Linked DNA regions of Homo sapiens: region 1 is linked to region 2. Evidence: read pairs that join two places in POLR2A ChIA-PET (ENCODE). Cell type or tissue: PC-9. All regions are shown on one strand. Links, peaks and the distances in the headings refer to the core of each region. The heading gives the core; the rest is flanking DNA.

Region 1 (4,384 bases), core at 103-4,102, 59 kb before region 2:
GTGCTCTGAAGCCCCCCGCCCTTCTGAGAGTTGGCGGGTCACTGAGGTGCATTCTGGGCTCCAGGGACGCCACTGCGGGGCAAAGGCGCCGTTACCTGGAGTCTGCATCATGGGTCTTGCTTGCCTGCTGCCCTGATGGCCTGAGCATCCCCCAGATCCAAGCCTGGGGGATCCCGGGAAAGCGATGGACAGACAGACGATGGGGCCGAAGCCCCAAGCTGGGCACAAAGTAGTTTTTTACGTGGTGGGTGTCTTTTTGTAAAAAAATCTTCCTTGTCCCTGGGCTCTGGCCAACCCTCAGAAACCCTCACAATAAACCAGACCAGAAGGATGTCCCATCTGAATGCCCAGACCTCTCCATCTCGGCTCTTCCAGGCGTCTCCACCTACTGCCCTCCCATCTACACTTGACTGTAGACTGGTCTGGCCTGCTGGCCTGGGCGTCAGGGCGCATCAATAAAGTACTTGGACCAGTTTTGTGCTCAGGCCCTTCTCTCAACAGTGGATCACAACCACAGTTCCGTGACCAGCTACTTTCTCATTAACCCATGTTTTACGTTCTAGATTCACATGTCTGGAAGGACCTCAGTACTCATCCTGGCAATAGAATTGCTGGCGTTTGTTGGGAGCTGTGTACTAAGCTGTCACAACAATTATTCCTCCCAACACCTGGGAGAAGGGTTTCCGATTAACCCCATTTTGCTCGTTAGTAAACTGAGGCAGAGGACACCGAAGGCTCACCCAAGATCATACAGCTGCTATACGCGAAGTTGCCGGGATTCCAGCCCAGGCTTGTCAGACTCTAGTGACCAACATATCCATTGTCCACTTTAAACATGATACAAAACCCTATAGAATCTTGGCAAAACGAATTTAAAAACATAATTTCGCATCCAATTTAAAGGAGGTTGGGGCAGGAGCTCTATGAAACTCAATGCATTAATCCCCGGGATGGACCCCAGTTTAATCCAACTCACTCATTTCCCGAAGGCAGAAACAAGCCTAGAGAGGGGAGGTGAGCATGCCAGAGTCACCCAGCCAGGGAGGATTACACCCCAGGGCCCAGCCTCCTCCTGGGTCTCCCTTTGGCTGTGCGGGAGGAAGGAGGTGGTGAGGCGTCCAGCCTGGCTGGGGTCAGGGCTGGGTGTTGGGGATCAGGTCAGGAGTTTCCAGCCCGAAGGGAAGGGGTGTCACTGCTTTGAGAAGAAAACAAGACGCAAACCGTTTGGACCATCGTGTCCCTGACGCCGGACATCCCTTCCCCCAACTATCCCAGACGCCCCAGCCCCGGGGGACGCGGTGCAGAGAAAGACCGCAGCACCCGCCAGCCAGCCAGCAGCGTCCTCCAGCCGCGAATCCCCGCACCCCAGCCTTCCAACGGGGATGGATGGCACTCACTCCCACACCCCAACCCCAGCCTGGGGAAGGGAAAAGAAGGAAGGTCTTCCCCCACCCCAAGCTGTCTCCGGCCTGCGGTCAGGGGGAGGGGCTCTAGCTGTGGAAAGTTGGCAGAGGCGGCCGGCAGCAGCCGGGAGAGTGGAAAAAATGATATCAAACCCGGAAAAATGCAGGCCGGATGGAGGGCCGGAGTGGGCCCTGGGAGGTGAGAGGGCGGGAGGGAAGTGGGGAGGGGGAAGAGCTGAGAAAAGAAGAGGGGCCAGGGAGACAGTGCAGGAGCTGGCTTTAGAAAACTGAGTACAATCGCCCTCATCCCCTCCTTTCTTCATCTACAAGTATTTATTGAGGGCCTACTAAGTGCCGGGCACAGTGCCAGGCTCTGGGGAGATGTGGTGAACAGAAAGAGGGAGCTCACTGCTCGGTAGCTCACAGTAGGGTGGGCTGGGAGACTAGAAAACAAATCAGCAAATAAAAGAATCACAAACTTATAAGGAGCTGAAAATTAGAGTGGTCAGGGAAGGACCTGAAGATAATCCAGTCCAATCCTCCATCCTCAGATAGGAAAACTGAGGGCGAGAGAGAGAGAGACAGAGAGAGAGAGAGAGAGAGAGAGAGAGAGAGAGAGAGAGAGAGAGAGAGAGAGAGAGCTTACCCCAGGCTACTCAGAATGTGGAAGAAATACTTGAGAACGGGATAAGGGAGGAAAGGGGGAGGGAAGAAAGAACTGGTGCAGACCAAGATGGGAAGGTGGGAGGTGTTGAGGGAAGGAGAGTTATGCAGCTAGCACGGCAAGATGGCAGGGTGATTGAGGGCACTGCCCTGAACCAGGGGGTGTGTGTTCAAACCCCGCTCCCCTCCATCTCTCCATGCCTTAGTTTCTCCATCTATAAAACAGGATTCATGACAATTCTTTCCTTTAGGGTCGATGTGAGGATTAAATGATTCAAGTTGTGTAAAATGCTTAAGACACTTTCCGTGTCTAAGAAGATTCAATAAATGTGGGCTCCCGCTAGCATATCTTCTTTTTTTAAAAAAAAAAAAAAAACAGGGTCTCACTCTGTTGCCCAGGCTGGAATGCAGTGGCGCGATCACAGCTCGCTGCAGCCTCCACCTCCCAGGCTCAAGCCATCCTCCCACCTCAGCACCCCAAGTAGCTGGGACTACAGGCACATGCCATTATGCCCAGCTAATTTTTTTTTTTTTTAATTTTTAGAGGAGACAAAGTTTTGCTGTGTTGCCCATGATGGTCTCAAACTCCTGAGCTCAAGAGATGCTCCCACCTCAACATCCCAAGGTGCTGAGATTTCAGGCATGAGCCACTGGGTCTCACCCTGCTATCATATCTTAAGGCCTTGCAGAAACCAGGATTTGTTAAAGGTAAGATATTCTGAGACTGTGAAGACCTGCTTATGAGTCTCTGCCTGGCATATGTATTCACATGTTTTTGTCTGTCTGCCCCACAGGAATGAAAGCTCCTTGAGGGAAGGGCCCTCAGTGCTGCTCTGATCCCAGCACCTACAACAGTGCCTGGCTCATAATAGGTGCTCAGTAAATATTTGTTGAATGAATTAATTCATTATCCATTAATAGATATCCATTAATTCATTATCCATTACCTGTAAAGTGGCCCTTCCAATCCTGTCCTCTCTGATTCTAGGTGTCTGTGAATAAGGAATGGAAAGCATGTGAGAAAACCACACTCTTCCTCAGCCTATTATAGTTTAAAAAGTACTTTCTCATCCATAAAAACAAAACCAAAAAAAAAAATAGCTAACTTTGTTTTAACTGTTTCTCTGTGTTAATGTTGGGCCCCATGCTACATGCTGGGTACACATTTTCTCATGTCCTCACCACCACAACCCTCTACTTAATAGGTACTGTTTAATAGATGAGGACACAGAGGCTAAGAAAACCCAAGAATCTCTCCAAGGCTACACAGCAAGAAAGGGCCAGATCAATGGTGGAGAGGCAGGCAGGACCTGCCATCTTAGTTGTACAATTAGGGAAACTGAGACTCAGAGAGAGGAGACGAGTTGTCCAACCCCAAAGTTATGTAATAAACAGCAAGCAGTTAGATCACTCTTACTATGTACCAGGTGCTTCAGGTGCTGTCCTAAGTGTTTTTCATACATTAATCATTAAATCCTGAAAAACCGATCCTATTATCACCACCCCAGTTTTCAGATGGAGAAACTTGTAGCACAGAGAAGTGCAGTACCCCACCAAGATTGCACAGTTAGCAAGTAGCAGAACCAGAATTCAAACCAGGGAGATCTAGCTCACAGCATTAAGAGGTGGGGTGTGTTACACCATTTGTTTGTACAGCAAGCCTGGAACAGGCTGGTATAAAAAGGAAGGTGTCTTTGTCTCCAGCCCTGCTGCCTGAGGTAGGGGCAAGATAGAGAACAAAAGCGCATTGACAGCATCCTCAGCTGCCAGCTGGGACTTTCCACCTTGAAGGGAGGATACTGTTATGGAAAAAATGATAAAGCTCTGGGAAGATGGATGTCTCCCCAGGGGCCCCCAAGCCTCCTCAGAGTCCCTCCTCTTGCTGTGGGGGAGGGCCACAAACTGTGCTGGCCTGGTCCAGATGAGACAAAGGCCACCTGGATCCCAAGACACCCAGCCAGGCTGCTCGAATACTGAGGATCACTGGCCTTGGTGGAAAGTTCCAATTTCTCACCCCAGGCATGAAGCTTCTGCTCAGGGACCCCCGAGAAATCAGGTTCAGGCTGGAGCTCCCTGTCCTTGGAGATGGGAAATACACATCTCATAGGGCCCGCTCTCTCCTTTCTTCATTCAACAAACATGGACAAGGATGTGGGCTCTGAAGGAAGGTAGAGAATGTAGAGAGGATCACAGCTGGTGGGTACAGGAACTTCCAAGTCCCTGCCCTGGCCACGAAGGGAAGGGGAGGGTAAAAGAGGGTTAGAAGTAGTGAAAAATTCACCTACAACTGCTTTGTAATGATTAAGAATCCCTCCGGT
Region 2 (4,384 bases), core at 240-4,239:
TACTAAAAATACAAAAAAAAATTAGTCGGGCATGGTGGCGGGTGCCTATAGTCCCAGCTACTCGGGAGGCTGAGGCAGGAGAATGGCATGAACCCAGGAGGCGGAGCTTGCCGTGAGCCGAGATCGCGCCACTGCATTCCAGCCTGGGCGACAGAGTGAGACTCCATCTCAAAAAAAAAAAGAGTTCCCTTTTCCCTCCCTTTATCACTGTGACCTGGGTACCTCCTGGCCTGCCTCATCCCTGCTAAAGACTCCATGCCAGGCAAAGCATTCATCCTGCCTTCTTTCATATCTTCATAGCAATGCTCTGAGACAGATGGTATTGTTAGCCCTGTATACAGATGAGAAGATTGAGGTCCAGGGAGACAGAGCCACTGAAATGGCTCTCCCACAGCCACATGGCAGAGCAGGCCTCAGTGCTGGGCCACCCAGGCATGTAGCCACTCCACAGTACTGCCACCAGGCTGGGTCAAGAGGCCTTGGTTTGCTAATCTTGCTCTGAAAAAAGTCCAGAAAAGGTCTCTGCTTCCTTCCTGGCTGGGAGGTGGGGCATGCTGGGTAATCAGAGAGAATGCTTCTAGAGACGAGGCCAAGCTGGTCTTAAACAACTGAGGCCTTGTGGAAGGAGTGAATGTGATGGTGATCCTGCCCAGGGGCTATGATTCATCTGGCTGATTGATTCCAGCTGAGTCTGTAAAAATCTCAGTCCTGCTGTTGGAAAGCAGAATGTCAAGTCATGGAGTGGGGTGGGGGTGACTGTCAGGTCATCTAACTTGATAGGTTTGGAAGGGAGTCCACAAATATGCTTCTTGACAAGGGACTCATATAGGTGGCATGTGGGCCAGACTTTGGGATCCTCTGCTCTCCCAAAAATGGTATTTTGCCTTCAGTCTATCTGCTTCTGCTTTGCATTTCTTTGATGTTAACAAAAAGGCAGTAGAGAAATCACTATGAGTGCAAAAACCTAGGTTTGAGTCTTAGCTGAGATATAGGACCCCTGTGTGACTCTGGGCAAATCACTTACCTTTTGAGGGCCTCTGTTTTCACATCTGTAGAGTGGGAACAGTAACACCTACCTATCAGGACAGCTGTAAGGGTGCCAGCTGTAAATGGGGCAGGGGTGTGTTAAGGCTGACTGCCCATGGGGGCTCTGTTTGCCGACTTGCTTTGTCTTTCCTTCCAGCCCCTTCATGAATAAGTTTTTTCCAGCCAGCTTTCCAAATCGACAGTACCAGCTGCTCTTCACACAGGGTTCTGGGGAAAACAAGGAAGGTCAGTGCTAACCACTTTCCCCTGTAGTGTGCCTTGGGTGTCTTCCTCCACCATTCCCTTTGTCTCTCCAATATTGGGGTTCTCCAATAGAGCAACTGATGAAGTGGGCTCTGGAATTCCATGGCCTGGATTCACATTCCAACTCTGCTATTGTCTAGACATGGGACCCTGGGTGAACGCCTTACCTCTCTGAGCATTGGGTGTTTTTGTTTTTGTTTTTTTTCCCATCTGTAAAATGAAAGTGTTAATCTAGTACCTCCTTCACAGTCATGTTGTTAAGATGGCGAGTCAATAAGTGGAAAGCATTCAGCATGGTGCCTGGCTCATAGTAAGCACTCAAAGTCGGCCTTCATGATTATTTTATTCGTATATATTTTTAGTGTGATCACTGCCTCACCTAAGGTTTGAAAAGGGGGTTCCACAGCTCTTTTTTCAAAAATAAAAACTGGCCAGAAACAGTGTCTCATGCCTGTAATCACAGCAATTTGGGAGGCCAAGACAGGATGATCACTTGAGGCCAGGAATTTGAGACCAGCCTAGGCAACATAGTGAGACCTCATCTCTACAAAAAAATTGTAAAAAAATGCAAACTATGGGGAAGTGTGGAGATCCTGGGATTTGTAGGTTAGTTAGGGTATGGATTCAAATGCTGTAACAAGATTATCAATGCTTGACCAAACAGCAGGTATTTCTTTGTTTTTTGTTTTTTGAGACAGAGTCTTGTTCTGTCACCCAGGGTGGAGTGCAGTGGTGCGATCTCAGCTCACTGAAACCTCAGCCAACTGAGTAATTGAGATTACAGGCGTGTGCTACCACACCCAGCTAATTTTTTTGTATTTTTAGTAGAGATGGAGTTTTGCCATGCTAGCCAGGCTGGTCTCAAACTCCTGACCTCAAGTGATCTGCCCACCTCAGCCTCCCAAAGCGCTAGAATTACAGGCGTGAGTGAGCCACCACGCCCAGCAGGTATTTCTCTTGTATACAATACTGAGCATGTGAAATCTAGCACTTTTTTTTTTTTTTTTTTTTTTCGAGACAGGGTCTCGCTCTGTCGCCCAGGCTGGAGTGCAGCGGCACAATCTTGGCTCACTGCAAGCTCCACCCCCTGGGTTCACGCCATTCTCCTGCCTCAGCCTCCCGAGTAGCTGGGACTACAGGCGCCCGCCACTACGCCCGGCTAATTTTTTTGTATTTTTAGTAGAGACGGGGTTTCACCGTGTTAGGATGGTCTCCATCCCCTGACCTCTTGATTCGCCTCCCAAAGTGCTAGGATTACAGGCGTGAGCCACCGCGCCCGGCCGTAGCACTCTCTCTTACTGGTGCCTAGCACATGCTGCCTTGTCCCTAATCGGCAGCAATTTTATGTGATTGCTTTGTGCATCTCTAAGGAACCTCTGTTAAACAATTGTTGATTTTTTTTTTTTAAAGACTGAGCTTGGGCCAGGTGAGATGGCTCACGCCTCCCAGCACTTTGGGAGGCTGAGGCAGGCGGATGACTTGAGATCAGGAGTTCCAGACCAGCCTGGCCATCACGGCGAAACCCCGTCTCTACTAAAAACACAAAAAAAATTAGCCAGGCATGGTGGCGTGTACCTGTAATCCTAGCTACTCGGGAGGCTGAGGCAGGAGAATCGCTTTAACCTGGGAAGGCGGAGGTTGCAGTGAGCCGAAATCGCGCCACTGCACTCCAGCCAGGGCGACAGAGTGAGACCCTGTCTCAAAAAAAAAAAAAAAAGACTAAGCTTGGCCAGGCGCGGTGGCTCATGCCTGTAATCCCAACACTTTGGGAGGCTGATGCAGGAGGGTCACTTGAGCCCTGGAGTTCGAGGCTGCAGTAAGCCACGGTCAGTGCACTCCAGCCTGGGCGACAGAGCAAGACCCCGTCTAAAAAAATAAATAAATAAAACAGTAAAAAGGCTAGGCTTATACCACAGTCTTCAAGGTCCCAGGCCCTCTCTATCTCATGCTCCGCCATATACAGCACTGGCCCTCGGGTCAGGATAGTGTCATCACTCCACTGTCCAGCCAGAAGGAAGGAGAGGCATCCATATTCCCTGTCCATTTAGCTATAAGAGAAGCTGGAAAATGGCCGTGAGTCGGTCTCGTGTCCAGTTAGAACTAACTCATCAGGGTGCGCATCTGCAGTCTTCTGTTCCGGCAAGGAGAAAGCATTCGTATCATTTCTAGCTTGTCAAGCCCTACTGTTTCAGCGATCCTCATTGGAGAGGAATCAGCAGTCGAAGGAACAGCGGGCCAAGCGCAGTCGTGACGTGGCGTTCAGAGAGCGGAAGTTGTCAGATTTCACCGGGCCGTAAAGCGCGCTGGCTGTGTCATCTTCCGGTTAGCGACAACGGCTCTGACCGTCTGGCAGGCCGCGTGGCGCCCGCGCCGGCCTTCCTGCAGGGGACTCCACCGGAGCCTTGCCAATTCCGTTTGTTTCCCTGTTGTCGCCCGCTTCACCCTGGATCATGTTCAAGAAGTTTGATGAAAAGGAAAGTGTGTCCAACTGCATCCAGTTGAAAACGTCAGTTATTAAGGGCATTAAGAGCCAACTGGTAGAGCAATTTCCAGGTATTGAACCATGGCTTAATCAAATCATGCCTAAGAAAGATCCTGTCAAAATAGTCCGATGCCACGAACATACAGAAATCCTTACCGTAAGTGGGGAATTATTGTTTTTTAGACAAAGAAAGGGGCCTTTTTGTCCAACTCTAAGGTTGCTTCACAAATACCCTTTTATCCTGCCACACCAGCAGGTTGATAAAGGAGCTATCAAATTTGTACTCAGTGGCGCAAATATTATGTGTCCAGGTTTAACTTCTCCTGGAGCTAAGCTGTACCCTGCTGCAGTAGATACGATTGTAGCAGTCACAGCGGAAGGAAAACAGCATGCTCTGTGTGTTGGGGTCATGAAGATGTCTGCAGAAGATATTGAGAAAGTCAACAAAGGAATTGGCATTGAAAATATCCATTATTTAAATGATGGGCTGTGGCACATGAAGACATATAAATGAGCCTCAGAAGGAATGCATTTGGGGGGCTAAATGTGGATATTGATTGTGTCGTATGTGTGTTTGTGTCTGTGTGTGACAGCGTGAATACAATGCCTCTG

The links. Peaks named below come from ENCODE experiments on the same cell type or tissue, not always from the same donor. Only the 100,000 strongest peaks of a DNase experiment are listed, where the experiment ranks them.
Region 1: POLR2A ChIA-PET joins it to region 2 with 13 read pairs; 4 of 35 experiments call an interaction of 5 or more read pairs at or near these places.

The regions. Positions count from the first base shown.
Region 1 is chr20:31,484,422-31,488,805 of GRCh38, forward strand. REM1 (RRAD and GEM like GTPase 1) reads left to right here. Exons shown (of 5, transcript NM_014012.6): 5 at 1-474. The coding sequence ends at 9. LINC00028 (long intergenic non-protein coding RNA 28) reads left to right here and starts at 1,357. Exons shown (of 4, transcript NR_024358.1): 1 at 1,357-1,602; 2 at 2,611-2,774; 3 at 2,861-2,938; 4 at 3,055-3,153. In PC-9, for the core only: no CTCF peak of the experiment used is centred there; no DNase peak of the experiment used is centred there.
Region 2 is chr20:31,543,764-31,548,147 of GRCh38, forward strand. HM13 (histocompatibility minor 13) reads left to right here. Exons shown (of 13, transcript NM_178581.3): 4 at 1,184-1,272. MCTS2 (MCTS family member 2) reads left to right here and starts at 3,616. Exons shown (of 1, transcript NM_001397496.1): 1 at 3,616-4,318. The coding sequence starts at 3,741. The coding sequence ends at 4,286. RefSeq lists an enhancer at 3,371-4,384. In PC-9, for the core only: no CTCF peak of the experiment used is centred there; DNase peaks (open chromatin) are centred at 678, 1,958 and 3,548; H3K4me3 peaks cover 1,759 bases; H3K27ac peaks cover 4,000 bases.